Linked DNA regions of Homo sapiens: region 2 is linked to region 1. Evidence: chromatin loops called from intact Hi-C (ENCODE). Cell type or tissue: pancreas. All regions are shown on one strand. Links, peaks and the distances in the headings refer to the core of each region. The heading gives the core; the rest is flanking DNA.

Region 1 (7,737 bases), core at 1,456-6,455:
CAGCCTGGGCGACAGAGTGAGACTCCATCTCAAAAAAAAAAAATACAAAAATTAGTTAGGCATGGTGGTGTGCACCTATAGTCCCAGCTACTCAGGAAACTGAGACAGAAAATCATTTGAACCTGGGAGACAGAGGTTGCAGTGAGCCGATATGGCACCATTGCACTCCAGCCTGGGCGACAGAGCGAGACTCTCTCAGAAAACAAAAAATACAGAAAAACTAGGCCGGCTTATGCCTGTAATCCCAGCACTTTGGGAGGCCAAGGCGGGAGGATCATGAGGTCAGGAGTTCAAGACCATTCTGGCCAACATGGTGAAACCCTTTCTGTACTAAAAATACAAAAATTAGCTGGGCATGGTGGCAGGCACCTGTAGTCCCAGCTACTTGGGAGGCTGAGGCAGGAGAATCAATCAGGAGGTGGAGGTTGCAATGAGCCAAGATCGCGCCATCACACTATGGCCTGGCGATAGAGCGAGACTCCGTCTCAAAAAAAAAAAAAAAAAAGCCTGGGCACAGTGGCTCACGCCTGTAATCCCAGCACTTTGGGAGGCCGAGGCGGGTGGATCACGAGATCAGGAGTTTGAGACCAGCCTGACCAACATGGTGAAACCCTGTCTCTTCTAAAGATACAAAAATTAGCCGGGCATGGTGGCACGCACCTGTAGTCCCAGCTACTTGTGAGGCTGAGGCAGGAGAATCGCTTGAATCCGGGAGGCGGAGGTTGCAGTGAGCCGAGATCATGCCACTTCACTCCAGCCTGAGTGACAGAGTGAGTCTCCGTCTAAAAAAAAAAAACAGAAACTAGAAAAGAACCAAATGGAAATTTCTAACAGGTACACAGTTAACAACATTAACAATTCAAAGGGTACAGGTCAGATGAGGGAAGCAGAGGCTGAGTTGGGAACCAGTGTGTGGACGGCAGCCCCCAGAGCCAGAGGGAGAGACGCCGCTGTGGCGGGAGGCTTGACCTGTGCACACGTGAGAGCTTCCGGATGCCGCCTCCCGGACAGACGCTGTTGGGAATTTTCCACAGCAGAGAAACACAGTGCTGTGGGTTTAAGGGAGGCGTGACCTCCGCAGGACATCAGGGGCTGCATGCTGGGTAGGGGCTCAGGGAGAGGCTGCAGTGCTGAGGGTGCTTCTGGGATACAGGGCTGCGACAGAGGAGTGAGGATGGCTGGGCTGTGAGGCCGCTGGGGGCACTGCAGGAAGAAGGCAGGTAGGCTGAGCCTTCCCAAGCAGAGGCCACTCGGGGACCCAGGAACCCCTCAGTTAGGGCTTCTCAGTCACTGAGCGGAAGGTGCCCCCAGAGGGGGCAGCAGCCTGTGAGGAGCAGGCGTGTCTGGGTAACCATGTGGCTCCTGCTGGCCTCCCCTGCCTGTCCCCAAAGCACAGGGCTCAGCTCCAGAGGGAGACGGGCTGGGCTGTCAGTGGTCCCAGGTGCATCCCACTTTCCAGCAGCACTTGGTGCCAGCAGAGGCTGCAGGTGTGGCAGGAGGGGGCCCAGCCGTGAGGGCACCAGGTTCAGGCCCGGCATCTCAGGGTGGAGAGCCAGGGCTGTCCTGAACCTCCAGAGGGGGTGAGCTGGGAACTTGTGTGAAGGGGCTTTTTCCAAAAGGAAAACGGGAGCTACTGGCTCACGGCTGATGCCCCAGACAGCCTCGAGGATCTGCAGGTCCCCAGACACCAAGCCTGGGTGCTCTCCAGCAGACGGCGTGGTACCCACAGCTAATGCCTGCCCCTTCCTAGAACGAAGAGTCACTGAAGAAGTGCGTGGAGGATTACCTGGCAAGGATCACCCAGGAGGGCCAGAGGTACCAAGCCCTGAAGGCCCACGCGGAGGAGAAGCTGCAGCTGTGAGTGCTGGGCGAGGCCCCACCCTGGAGGGAGAATCTGAGCACCTGGGCCCCAGCTCAGCCTCTGCCCCGCCCCTACCCCTCCAGGGCAAACGAGGAGATCGCCCAGGTCCGGAGCAAGGCCCAGGCGGAAGCGTTGGCCCTCCAGGCCAGCCTGAGGAAGGAGCAGATGCGCATCCAGTCGCTGGAGAAGACAGTGGAGCAGAAGGTGGGTGCGGGAAGCCCAGCTCAAGGGGCCGTCTGGCAGCACCTTCTAGAAGGCCCTTGGGCCTGCTGCTCCCTCCAAGCAGGGAGAAGCCCCGCAACTCATCTTCCTCCTCCAGACTAAAGAGAACGAGGAGCTGACCAGGATCTGCGACGACCTCATCTCCAAGATGGAGAAGATCTGACCTCCACGGAGCCGCTGTCCCCGCCCCCCTGCTCCCGTCTGTCTGTCCTGTCTGATTCTCTTAGGTGTCATGTTCTTTTTTCTGTCTTGTCTTCAACTTTTTTAAAAACTAGATTGCTTTGAAAACATGACTCAATAAAAGTTTCCTTTCAATTTAAACACTGAAGCCGCTCTGGTCTTGATGAAGCAAAGGTTTCCCAGCTCTAGCCTGAGGCTGAGCCGACCCGCAGGTGCCCTCCCTTCCCCTCAGAGCTGGCCACTTGGTCCCTGCCTACCCCAGGCTCAGGCCACCCTGCCGAGGGGCAGGGACAGCCAGTGGATAGAGGAGGCTCAGGCCTGCCCAGTCTGCCCCGGCCACCTCGGGTTGGCTACATGGTCCTGGCCTCAGGTACACACATCAAAGTCCAAATGGACTCGTTTTTTTGTTTGTTTTTTTGTTTTTTGTTTTTTTTGAGACAGTCTCTCACCCACGCTGGAGTGCAGTGGCGTGAACTCGGCTCACTGTAAGCTCCGCCTCCCAGGTTCACGCCATTCTCCTGCTTCAGCCTCCCGAGTAGCTGGAACTACAGGCGCCCGCCACCACGCCCGGCTAATTTTTTGTATTTTTAGTAGAGACGGGGAAGTTTTCATATAAAACAAAAACTGTGAACAGCCAGGCATGCATGCCGGTGGCTCTGATTCTGGTGCCGACCTGGCGAGCCTGCAGCCCCAGCTAATTGAGCGCTCACCTGGGTGTGGGTGTGGAGGGAGGCCCCCTGCAGGTGCAGCTGCTCAGCTCCTGTCGTCCTCGTCCTTGGGGGCGTGGAGACTTCAGAGCAAAACAGGCTTCCCTGAGGAAGTTCTGTCTCCACACGGCAGGGCTTCCTCCCCGACCCTAACCCCATCTCCAGCAGTCCCGTCCTGCGGATCTCAAACTCAGACAGGCACACTGGAACCCAAGGCAGTTCCAGGAGCCCTTCTGGTCAGGCAGAGGCTTGGCCCAGCTGGGGCATCCCGGGAACCTGGGTACCGAGCTGAGAGATGCTGGTCACTGGGTTCAGCCATGGCACCTAGGACCCCAGCACCAGCCAGAGGGCCAGGGCCTCCTGAGGGGCCAGGCAAGACCAAGGGTTGACGCTGTAACCTGTTTCCAGGGGTCGGTGCTGCTGCTGTGCCCAGATCACGCCGTCCAGAAAAGCCGTTTTCTCCCATCAGTGAAGAGTGGGGCTCCCCACATAGGGAGGGACCCAGGCCGAGATCTGGCCGCAGTCACCTGGCCCCAGTAGTGTCTGAGCCTGGGGGTTGCAGTCCCAGGACCTGCTTCCAAGGCTCTGCGAGTCTGCCCCTTGGCCTGGTGAGCAGCACTGCAGTACTGACCTCGGGTGGGCGCAACAACACCCCCAGCCGCCGCCAGGGGTCGCTTGCCGCCATGGGCCATGCAGGGACCGGACCAGGTGGGTGACACCCTGAAGGGGCGGGGCACGGGTGCCAAGAAGCCGCATGGACCGCCAGGGAGGCTGAGGGGCGGGCAGGGGCTTCAGCCTGGGTGGCCAGTGGGGTGTCCCCAAGGGCATGAGGGTGCATTTGTTCTTAGCACGTTTGGAGGAGGGGGCCTGGCACAGGGATGGACGGCCACAGCGGGCCATGGCCAGTCACGGCTGGGGCAGGGACTGGGCCAGCCTCAGGGGGGCCTGGGGGCCACTCCCTCCCCCTCCACAGCCCACCTGTGCTCCTGCGGCACCTCCTGACTGGCTTCCCAGGACCATCGCGCCCCTCCCTCCCGTGGGCAGCAACCCCCATCTCAGCCCCGAGCCTGGGTAACAATAGGGTGTAATCCCTGGCTGAGGGGCCTCTGAGAGCCTTCCGTGGCCCACTTCACAGACGAGAAACCGAGGCCCACAGACCAGTGGCCATTGGCCGGGGGAGACGGGCCAAGCACAGGGTGTGGGCCCCCTCTCCTGCTTGGGGTTGAGGATATGGGGGAGAAGAAGGGCCCTCGAGCCTCCAGAGCTCACCAGCTGCCCTATGGGCAGCACGGCCCGCCTCGGCCTCCCCGCTGCCCACAGGCATGTCCGGCCGCAGGACTCCCACCTCTCTTTGCCGGGTCAGCTCTGCTCTGACAAGGTCTCAGGACACAAGGCGGCTGCCAGGTCCTCCTCCTCACTCAGCCCTGCCGGTCTGGCCTTCTGGCTCCTCTGACAGCTGCCCAGGGCCCTGTCCCCTGCTGGGGCCTCTCTGAGCCAAGCCGGGAGCCTGCCCGGAGAAGGCCGTGCAGGGCGGCTGAACGTGTCAGGGCACCTGGCCGGGCCTGGGGCCGCGCCGAGGACACCGGCCACCAGGCAGCGTCCTGGGCCGGGAGCCTCTCTCCCAGGACAAAGGGGCCTTGTGTGGCTGAATGGGTGTTTATCCTGGAGCCTGAGTTAACTCAGGGCTGCGAGGCCGGGCGGGGGCCCTGGCACTGGCCTGCCTGGTAAACATGACCTGAGCTGGGCACGCAGCCGTGGCCTGGACTTCCGCAGCCCCGGACCCCCTGCACATCCACGCAGTCGCCTTGTGGGGGGCTCAAGGAAACAGGAGCTGTCCTGGGGGCTGCCTCCGTGGGAGTCCTCATACACAGTCATGGAGGCAGCGCTCGGCTCTGCCCTTCCCACAGCTCAGGGCAGGGCTCAGAAACACCCCCCCGACGTGCCCCATTGGAAGGAGGGGTGAGGGTTAGACGAGGTCGTGAGGGTGAGGCCCTGGTCTGCTGGGATTAGTGTCCTTGCGGGAAGGCAGCAGGCCGGGAGAGCACTTTGGAGGAACTGACCCGCCAGCACCCTGATGGCGGACTTGGCGCCTCCAGAACCCAGAGAAACACGTGTCTGTGGTGCAAGCCATCTGGTCCCAGGCAGGATGAGACCCCGCCGTCCGAGGGGCTGTCCAGCCTGGTGCCCACCCACTGCCCAGCTCCCCCTGCAGCCAATATCCAAATCCCGAGGGGAGTGCAGGGCTCAGCCCACATGGAGAAGCTAGGTCTGTGGGGCACCCCCACCCCTCTAAGGCCACCTAGGAGTGGAACCTGCAGCTGCCTCCCTGGGCTGGTCAAGACCCTTTCAACAGGGCCGGTGGGGCTGCCCCTCCAAGCTCACTCCCATGCCCCCATGCTCTCTCCAGGGGCCGCCAGCCACCAGGCTGGATGGAAGAGGGGGTGGGGGCGAGGGAGATAGGCCAGGACAAGCTGACCACAGCCCGAGCGTTCCCTGCCAGGCACCCCTCTGCAGCCCCCACCCTGCCCTACCCAGCCTGAGCCCCGGGAGAGAGTTCACCCAGCCTGCAGGCAGACCCAGATCACCCTCCCATGGACTCAGGAGCTGTCCCCAGCCCAGGCTGAACCCCAGACCCCTTTCGGTCCCCAAGGTCCATGCCAGTGAGGGTCGCTGCAAGCCCACGTGGTTGCCGGAGGTCCCTCCTCCAGCCCATCACTCCACTTTCTGGGAAGGACCCCCGGAGGCCTGGGGACTAAGCCCCGGCGCCGCGCCGGACTGCCCTGGTGGGCTGAGCGCACATCCCTTGTCTCTCTTAGGGAGCTCTGTGAGGGGCAGGACCGGGCCAGCAGCCGCTCAGGAAGCTGGAGCACGTGAGGGAAAAGCCCTGTCCCCACAGGGCTGAGGCTGGACGAGGTCCAAGGAGGGGCTTCTGCCCGAGCCCAGGCCTTCCTTGGGGTGTGCTCCAGTAGCAGGTGCGCGTGCCACCTGTGCCGTGGGTTGGAGGGGTGGAACGTGTACGTCCTGGCTGCCCCCGAGCTCTGGGGACCCCGAACTCCTGGGGCTTCTGCCTGAGCCTTTGGACCCCAACAGCCTGCAGGGGGCGCCATTGGGCCACCGGAGCCCCTTCTGCAGACCCGGCGCGACCGCACTCCTGCCAGGCTGTTCCTACCGCCTGGCCACAGGCCTCCAGGAGGGGCCCCCACCCTGGGGCGACGAGGAGCCACCTGGGCCCGCACCAGGCCTCCCCACAGGGCCTCCCCACCTGCCCCCTCCCCACTGCTCTCCCTCCCCACCGCTCTCCCTCCCCACCGCACCCCCTCCCCACCACGCCCCCTCCCCACCGTGCCCCCTCCCCACCCAACGTGCCCCCTCCCCATCACGCCCCCTCCCCACCTGTCCCCCCACCACGACCCCTCCCCACCTGTTCCCTCCCCCTGCCCCCTCCCCACCACGAACCCTCCCCACCTGTCCCCTCCTCACCTGTCCCCTCCCCACCTCCCCCCTCCCCACTGCGCCCCCTCCCCAATGCACCCCCTCCCCAACACGCCCCCTCCCCACTGCCCCCCCTCCCCAAGGCACCCCCTCCCCAACACGCCCCCTCCCCACTGTGCCCCCTCCCCACCATGCCCCCTCCCCATCTGCCCCCTCCTCACCTGCCTCCTCAGCATAGCCCCCCCCACCTCCCCCTTCCCCACTATGCCCCCTCCTCACCACCCCCTCCCCACCAGCCCCTCACTGCGACTTTGCCTCCCCTCTGTTCCCTGGACCCTGCACACTCACCAGACCCCTGGAGGTTTGTGGAGGGCAGGGCTGGGGACTGGGAGGTTTCAGGCCATGCAGGGCTGGAGGCAGCACACCAGGCACCCTCGCTAGCTGAGGGTCTGGCCTAGCCTGATAGGGGGACTGCAGGACAGGGGGGCCCTGGCAAGGCCCAATCCCTCCCTCCCTACCCAACCCTGCCCAGCTGGGTTCTGGGAACACACCCTGTAACTGGGTGGCTGGGGATATGGCGCTCTACAGCCTGAACCACCAGTGGTACTCACTGGGTCCTCCAACTCTGCAATTCTGCAGGCATGGACCAGACTCCAAGAAACAGCCCCTCGAACGCGTCTGCCCCAGCCCGGTTCCAAACACCAGGCTGAGGCTGCACAGTTTGCAAGTGTGTCAAATGAATGAAGGAACAACTGTGCAGGCTCCAGGAACCCCCACCCCACGGTCCCCGCCCCCAGTCCCCGCCTCCCTTCCACTCAGGCCCCTCCCTCCAGGCCAGCAGGGGTGAGGTGAGGGCTTAGAGCCCCTGCAGACATCAGGGTGGGCGGGGCCCCTGCCCTGTGTCTCCTCTGTCCCTCGATGTCCATTCGCACCCGTCTCCCCAAACCCCACTGACACGGACGGCCCCACCTGGCTGAGCTCACAGGAGCTCTGGGGCCCACTCTGCAGAGAGAGGAGGGGGCGGGGGGATGCACTTATGTTTGCTTCTGAGGGACAGTGGGCAGAGGAGGGCTGTTTGTGAGTGAGACACTCAGGCCCCGGGCCTCTGGACCCTCAAAGAAAGGGTTCCTGTGTGGGCTGGGGGCTGCCTCTGCTGATAAGTGGTGGCCCGGCCACTTGGTGTCCAAAGGCCCCATGTCCGTCCACACTTAGAGACTGGGGATGTGGGAGGCTGTTCCGGCAGAGCCACGGTGTGGACACCATCCCAAGGGGGCGTCTGCAGGGGCGCACCTGTATGGGCAGAGCCGGGGCTGCTCTGAGCCCAAGGGGTTCCCA
Region 2 (6,149 bases), core at 1,150-6,149, 63 kb after region 1:
CCGAGTCTACACTCACCAGAGTGACGTGTACGTGTCCTGCAGAGCTCAGGCTTCAGGGGTGGAGGCGGGAACTGGGCAGAGCCAGGACCCCAGCTGCAGTCCCCAGGCCTGTGCCCTGGAGCTCCTGGGTGTGGTTTCTACCCCTCCCTGGGGGCAGCAGCGCAGCCCTGGCCTATTCCCCTGGTGCCCGCCCAGGTGTCTGTCCTGGGAGTCTCAGGACAGCCTGACCTCACCTTCCCCTGCAGCTGGTCCTTTGGGGTCCTGCTCTGGGAGATCTTCACGCTGGGGGGCTCCCCGTACCCCGGCATCCCTGTGGAGGAGCTCTTCAAGCTGCTGAAGGAGGGCCACCGCATGGACAAGCCCGCCAACTGCACACACGACCTGTGAGTGGCATCCCTGGCCCTCCACTGGGTCCTCAGGGGTGGGGGTCCCTCCGGGGCTGGGCGGGGGAGGGACTGGCAGCCCTTCAGGCTGTTCCCGAATAAGGCGGGAAGCGGCGGGGCTCACTCCTGAGCGCCCTGCCCGCAGGTACATGATCATGCGGGAGTGCTGGCATGCCGCGCCCTCCCAGAGGCCCACCTTCAAGCAGCTGGTGGAGGACCTGGACCGTGTCCTTACCGTGACGTCCACCGACGTGAGTGCTGGCTCTGGCCTGGTGCCACCCGCCTATGCCCCTCCCCCTGCCGTCCCCGGCCATCCTGCCCCCCAGAGTGCTGAGGTGTGGGGCGGGCCTTCTGGGGCACAGCCTGGGCACAGAGGTGGCTGTGCGAAGAGGGGCTCGGTGGCACAGCGCTCACCCCGCCTCCCGCCAGCAGGAGTACCTGGACCTGTCGGCGCCTTTCGAGCAGTACTCCCCGGGTGGCCAGGACACCCCCAGCTCCAGCTCCTCAGGGGACGACTCCGTGTTTGCCCACGACCTGCTGCCCCCGGCCCCACCCAGCAGTGGGGGCTCGCGGACGTGAAGGGCCACTGGTCCCCAACAATGTGAGGGGTCCCTAGCAGCCCACCCTGCTGCTGGTGCACAGCCACTCCCCGGCATGAGACTCAGTGCAGATGGAGAGACAGCTACACAGAGCTTTGGTCTGTGTGTGTGTGTGTGCGTGTGTGTGTGTGTGTGTGCACATCCGCGTGTGCCTGTGTGCGTGCGCATCTTGCCTCCAGGTGCAGAGGTACCCTGGGTGTCCCCGCTGCTGTGCAACGGTCTCCTGACTGGTGCTGCAGCACCGAGGGGCCTTTGTTCTGGGGGGACCCAGTGCAGAATGTAAGTGGGCCCACCCGGTGGGACCCCCGTGGGGCAGGGAGCTGGGCCCGACATGGCTCCGGCCTCTGCCTTTGCACCACGGGACATCACAGGGTGGGCCTCGGCCCCTCCCACACCCAAAGCTGAGCCTGCAGGGAAGCCCCACATGTCCAGCACCTTGTGCCTGGGGTGTTAGTGGCACCGCCTCCCCACCTCCAGGCTTTCCCACTTCCCACCCTGCCCCTCAGAGACTGAAATTACGGGTACCTGAAGATGGGAGCCTTTACCTTTTATGCAAAAGGTTTATTCCGGAAACTAGTGTACATTTCTATAAATAGATGCTGTGTATATGGTATATATACATATATATATATAACATATATGGAAGAGGAAAAGGCTGGTACAACGGAGGCCTGCGACCCTGGGGGCACAGGAGGCAGGCATGGCCCTGGGCGGGGCGTGGGGGGGCGTGGAGGGAGGCCCCAGGGGGTCTCACCCATGCAAGCAGAGGACCAGGGCCTTTTCTGGCACCGCAGTTTTGTTTTAAAACTGGACCTGTATATTTGTAAAGCTATTTATGGGCCCCTGGCACTCTTGTTCCCACACCCCAACACTTCCAGCATTTAGCTGGCCACATGGCGGAGAGTTTTAATTTTTAACTTATTGACAACCGAGAAGGTTTATCCCGCCGATAGAGGGACGGCCAAGAATGTACGTCCAGCCTGCCCCGGAGCTGGAGGATCCCCTCCAAGCCTAAAAGGTTGTTAATAGTTGGAGGTGATTCCAGTGAAGATATTTTATTTCCTTTGTCCTTTTTCAGGAGAATTAGATTTCTATAGGATTTTTCTTTAGGAGATTTATTTTTTGGACTTCAAAGCAAGCTGGTATTTTCATACAAATTCTTCTAATTGCTGTGTGTCCCAGGCAGGGAGACGGTTTCCAGGGAGGGGCCGGCCCTGTGTGCAGGTTCCGATGTTATTAGATGTTACAAGTTTATATATATCTATATATATAATTTATTGAGTTTTTACAAGATGTATTTGTTGTAGACTTAACACTTCTTACGCAATGCTTCTAGAGTTTTATAGCCTGGACTGCTACCTTTCAAAGCTTGGAGGGAAGCCGTGAATTCAGTTGGTTCGTTCTGTACTGTTACTGGGCCCTGAGTCTGGGCAGCTGTCCCTTGCTTGCCTGCAGGGCCATGGCTCAGGGTGGTCTCTTCTTGGGGCCCAGTGCATGGTGGCCAGAGGTGTCACCCAAACCGGCAGGTGCGATTTTGTTAACCCAGCGACGAACTTTCCGAAAAATAAAGACACCTGGTTGCTAACCTGGCCCTGTGCTTTCTGTCTCCAGTTCTGGGATAGGGGAGGGAGGGGTCACTTTGCCAGGTGGTCCCAGTTGCGCGGGATGGATGCTGGCAGCAGCACCGAAAGTCACTGGTGGGCTGGGAGCCCCAAGAGCAAGGAATGTTTATGGGAGGGGCCTGGCGGAAGGGAGCAGGGTGCCTGGGGGTGCACTGCCCTGGCTGCTCCCAGCTTGTGGGTTCCTGAGGTGGTGGTGGTGGTGGGGAGGGTCCTTTCTCACTAGCTCTGAGGCAGACCTTCTCTCATCACCCCACTCCTGGCATCCGCCTTCCCAGTCAGCTGGGGAGCTTTCTGGGCATCCCTCTATGGAGCCAAAAGCAAGCAAAGCCCTCATGGGGCCCTGGGGGCTACACAGGCGGTCACTCTCCTCCAGATCAGCTCTCTGCCCTCCCAGGCCGGGCAACCAGTGCCCCCACTGCCTTGGGCTCCATCAGGGTCCCCTACAGTGATAAAGCACCTTTGGGCAGATGAGGTGCTGAGAACCCAGAGATGGAACCAGGCCCTTGCCCAAGTTCATAGCCCTAGCAGGGTGGGAGGACAACATGGTGAGAGCAAGTCTGGGAAGGCTTCCTGGAGGAGGTGTGCCGTCTCTCCTGACTCCCCACCACCCTCTTTGCTGTCCTCCCTTCTGCTATCCTCCCTCTCTTGTCCTCCCGTTTTTCCCATCTCTGCTGTCCCCACCTCTGTCGTCCTCCTCCTGCTCTCCTCCCCCCATCCCCTCTGCTCTCCCTACCTCTGCTGTCCCCTCTGCCGTCCTCCCTCTGCTCTCCTCCCCTCTGCTGGCTCAAGAGCAGGGTTTCCCAACCATGAGCTGCATGAACTCTAGCTTCTAAAATGCTCTGGCTACAAACTCACCTTTCAGGTCAGGGGGTACTGCTGGCCCGTTTCCTGGGCAGGCAAGGGTTTAACTCAACCCCATTCAGGGAAGCACGTGTGGGCGCAGGCCTGGTGGAAGTGGCCTTACAAGGGACTCTGCATCCCTAATGCCCCCACTTGCCCAGAAACCCTATGCTGGGCCCCAGAGGCAGGCCTGGCCATGGGACGCCTGGTGACAGTGGCAGGATGGGGAGGCCCACATGGGCCTGAAGGCTGAGGCCTGCAGGGCAGTGGGGGGACCAGGCCAACAGGCAGGCAGTGCCAGCATCCACACCAAGGCAGGCAGAGCATGGGGCTCGAAGCGCGGGCCGGGAGCGCCCCCTAGCGCTGGCTGGGCAGTGTCCCTGCTACAAACCCAAGGCCCCTCTCCTGTCAGGGCTCTGGTGGACCTCTGGTGGGCACAGTGGGATCCTGAATGGGTGCTGGGGACCAAAGGGCTGGGCCACCGGGAGAACAGTGGCCCATGAAGGTGCTGGTGGGCCAGCCCCCTCCTCCTCAGCGTGCTTCCTTAGCGACCCCAGATGGCAGGGCACAGTCCCTGAAGCTGCCCCACCAGGGGCTCCCTGGCTGCCTCCCCCTGTCCCATAAGGTGAGCCCATGAGAGACCCCAGCTGTCAGCACAACTGAACCTCCGCCATCAGGGTGCCCTCTAGTGGTTGGGTGTGCTCTAGGCTGGCAGGGTCCCCGCCCTTGCTGTCTGCTGATGGCTGAGGGGGACATGTCTCATGGGAGGCCCAGCTTCCAGGACACAACTGGTGGCTCCTGGGGTCACCAAGGGCACCTGGTTTGTTCACAGCTCTTTGGGCTGCTGTCCCCATGAGGGAGCACCTCCCACCCCAGCTGTGGGTCCATCATTTCCTCTGATTAATTAGGGCCTAGGGGTCAAGGGAGGCCCCGAGGGAGGACTCTCAGTGTGAACAAACCAGCAGCCAGGGCCGCAGAGAAGCCTGTGAGGTGCCCACAGGGCCTGGTCCCAGTGTGGGCAGAGCACCTAAGGGATGGCTTCTGTCCACTGAGAAGGGTCGGGAGCCAAGACACCACACTGCTATCCTGGCGCTGGAACCATCCACGCACTCCTGCAGCCAGGCCACGCTGAGGCAGGTAGGCACCCAGAGGTCCGGGCTGGGGGCTGCTCTCCATGGCCCCAGGCCATCACACATCCCTCAGGGCGTCTGGGCCCTGCCTGTGGGCTGGACTGCAGGCTGAAGGCCCTGCCTCATCCAGGACTCCCTAGGGCAGTACTCGGTGCTCTTTCCCCTCAGCGGCCTGAGGAGTCTTTCAGAAGAGCTGGCCCTCCTGGGTGACACCTCGGCGAGGGTCCCAGCCCCTAACCCCAGGACTCCCAAGAAGTCACTGAGGTCCCCAGAGCAGGGAGAGCATGACCAGGTGGCAGGGCCACTGGCCTGGAGAACGTCCCACACTGTTCCATGAGCAGCTCACGCTGTCACAGGACCTGGGGACGTGGGTCTCCTGACCCTGCAGGCCCATCCTGCAGAGCAGGAAGCGTGAAGCCAAGGGCTGAACCCATGGAGGGCGGCCCAGCACTCAAACCCCCAGGGATGGTGAGGCTCCTTCTGGAACTGGCCTCACAGCCACACGCGCCCCAAGGCCCAGCCCCTGCAGCCACGTGGACAGCTCTGCCGGCTTCCACTCGCTCCTGTGTGCCCAACGGTTCAGAAATATTATTACTCTGCACTGTTACAGGAACACAGATTTGATGTTTTAATAAAAATACGATTTCTACAAAAGGTGCTTAACACGGCCCAGGACGGGCTGTCCGGTGGAGTCAGCCGTAGGACCCCTGAAGGATTTACAAAGACAGAGCCGGCTCACCAGCACACTCCTGCCAGCACCGGGACCCACTGCGAACAAAGACAGAGCCGGCTCCCCAGCACGCTCCTGCTAGCCCTGGGACCCACTGTGAGCCACTGCGGGGTGTCCTTCATTTAAAAAAAGTCTGGACTGTGACACTGCAGAAGGAGTCTGAAAGCCCAATTCCTGAATCCCTGCGTTAGAACTGAGAGTTCAGGCCGGGCGCGGTGGCTCATGCCTGTAATCCCAGCACTTTGGGAGGCTGAGGCGGGTGGATCACCTGAGGTCAGGAGTTGAAGACCAGCCTGACCAACATGATGAAACCCCATCTCTAATAAAAACTTGCCCGTAATCCCAGCACTTTGGGAGGCCGAGGTGAGTAGATCACGAAGTCAGGAGATCGAGACCATCCTGGCTAACACGGTAAAACACTGTCTCTAATAAAAATACAAAAAAATTAGCCAGGTGTGGTGGCGGGTGCTTGTAGTCCTGGCTACTCGGGAGGCTGAGGCAGGAGAATGGCGTGAACCCAGGAAGCGGAGCTGGCAGTGAGCCGAGATCACGCCATTGCACTCCAGCCTGGGAGACAGAGCAAGACTCTGTCTCAAAAAAAAAAAAAAAAATTAGCTGGGCATGGTGGCGCATGCCTGTAATCCCAATTACTCAGGAGGCTGAGGCAGAAGAATCGCTTGAACCCGGGAGGTGGAGCTTGCAGTGAGCCGAGATCGCACCACTGCACTCCAGCCTGGGTGACAGAGCGAGACTCTGTATCAAAAAAAAAAAAAAAAAAAAAAAAAAGTGAGTGCTTAGCTGGAGTGAGGAGGAAACACTGAATTCCTAAATCAGGAATTCGTTTC

What was found. Peaks named below come from ENCODE experiments on the same cell type or tissue, not always from the same donor. Only the 100,000 strongest peaks of a DNase experiment are listed, where the experiment ranks them.
Region 2: a loop joins it to region 1, with 2.6 times the contacts of the local background. A loop is called at or near these places in 95 of 110 quality-filtered maps.

Annotation. Positions count from the first base shown.
Region 1 is chr4:1,742,768-1,750,504 of GRCh38, forward strand. TACC3 (transforming acidic coiled-coil containing protein 3) reads left to right here. Exons shown (of 16, transcript NM_006342.3): 14 at 1,751-1,857; 15 at 1,945-2,065; 16 at 2,181-2,404. The coding sequence ends at 2,246. Among named protein-coding and RNA genes, the nearest start is that of TACC3, 25 kb to the left of the region's middle. RefSeq lists a silencer at 6,055-6,254. In pancreas, for the core only: CTCF peaks have their summits at 3,620 (motif pointing right) and 6,028 (motif pointing right); DNase peaks (open chromatin) are centred at 3,668 and 6,090; H3K27ac peaks cover 1,366 bases.
Region 2 is chr4:1,806,301-1,812,449 of GRCh38, forward strand. It overlaps FGFR3 (fibroblast growth factor receptor 3), which reads left to right. Exons shown (of 18, transcript NM_000142.5): 15 at 1-27; 16 at 246-383; 17 at 529-634; 18 at 816-2,567. The coding sequence ends at 962. LETM1 (leucine zipper and EF-hand containing transmembrane protein 1) reads right to left here. Exons shown (of 14, transcript NM_012318.3): 14 at 5,179-6,149. Among named protein-coding and RNA genes, the nearest start is that of FGFR3, 16 kb to the left of the region's middle. In pancreas, for the core only: CTCF peaks have their summits at 3,803 (motif pointing left) and 4,004; DNase peaks (open chromatin) are centred at 3,741, 4,111, 4,861, 4,981 and 1 weaker place.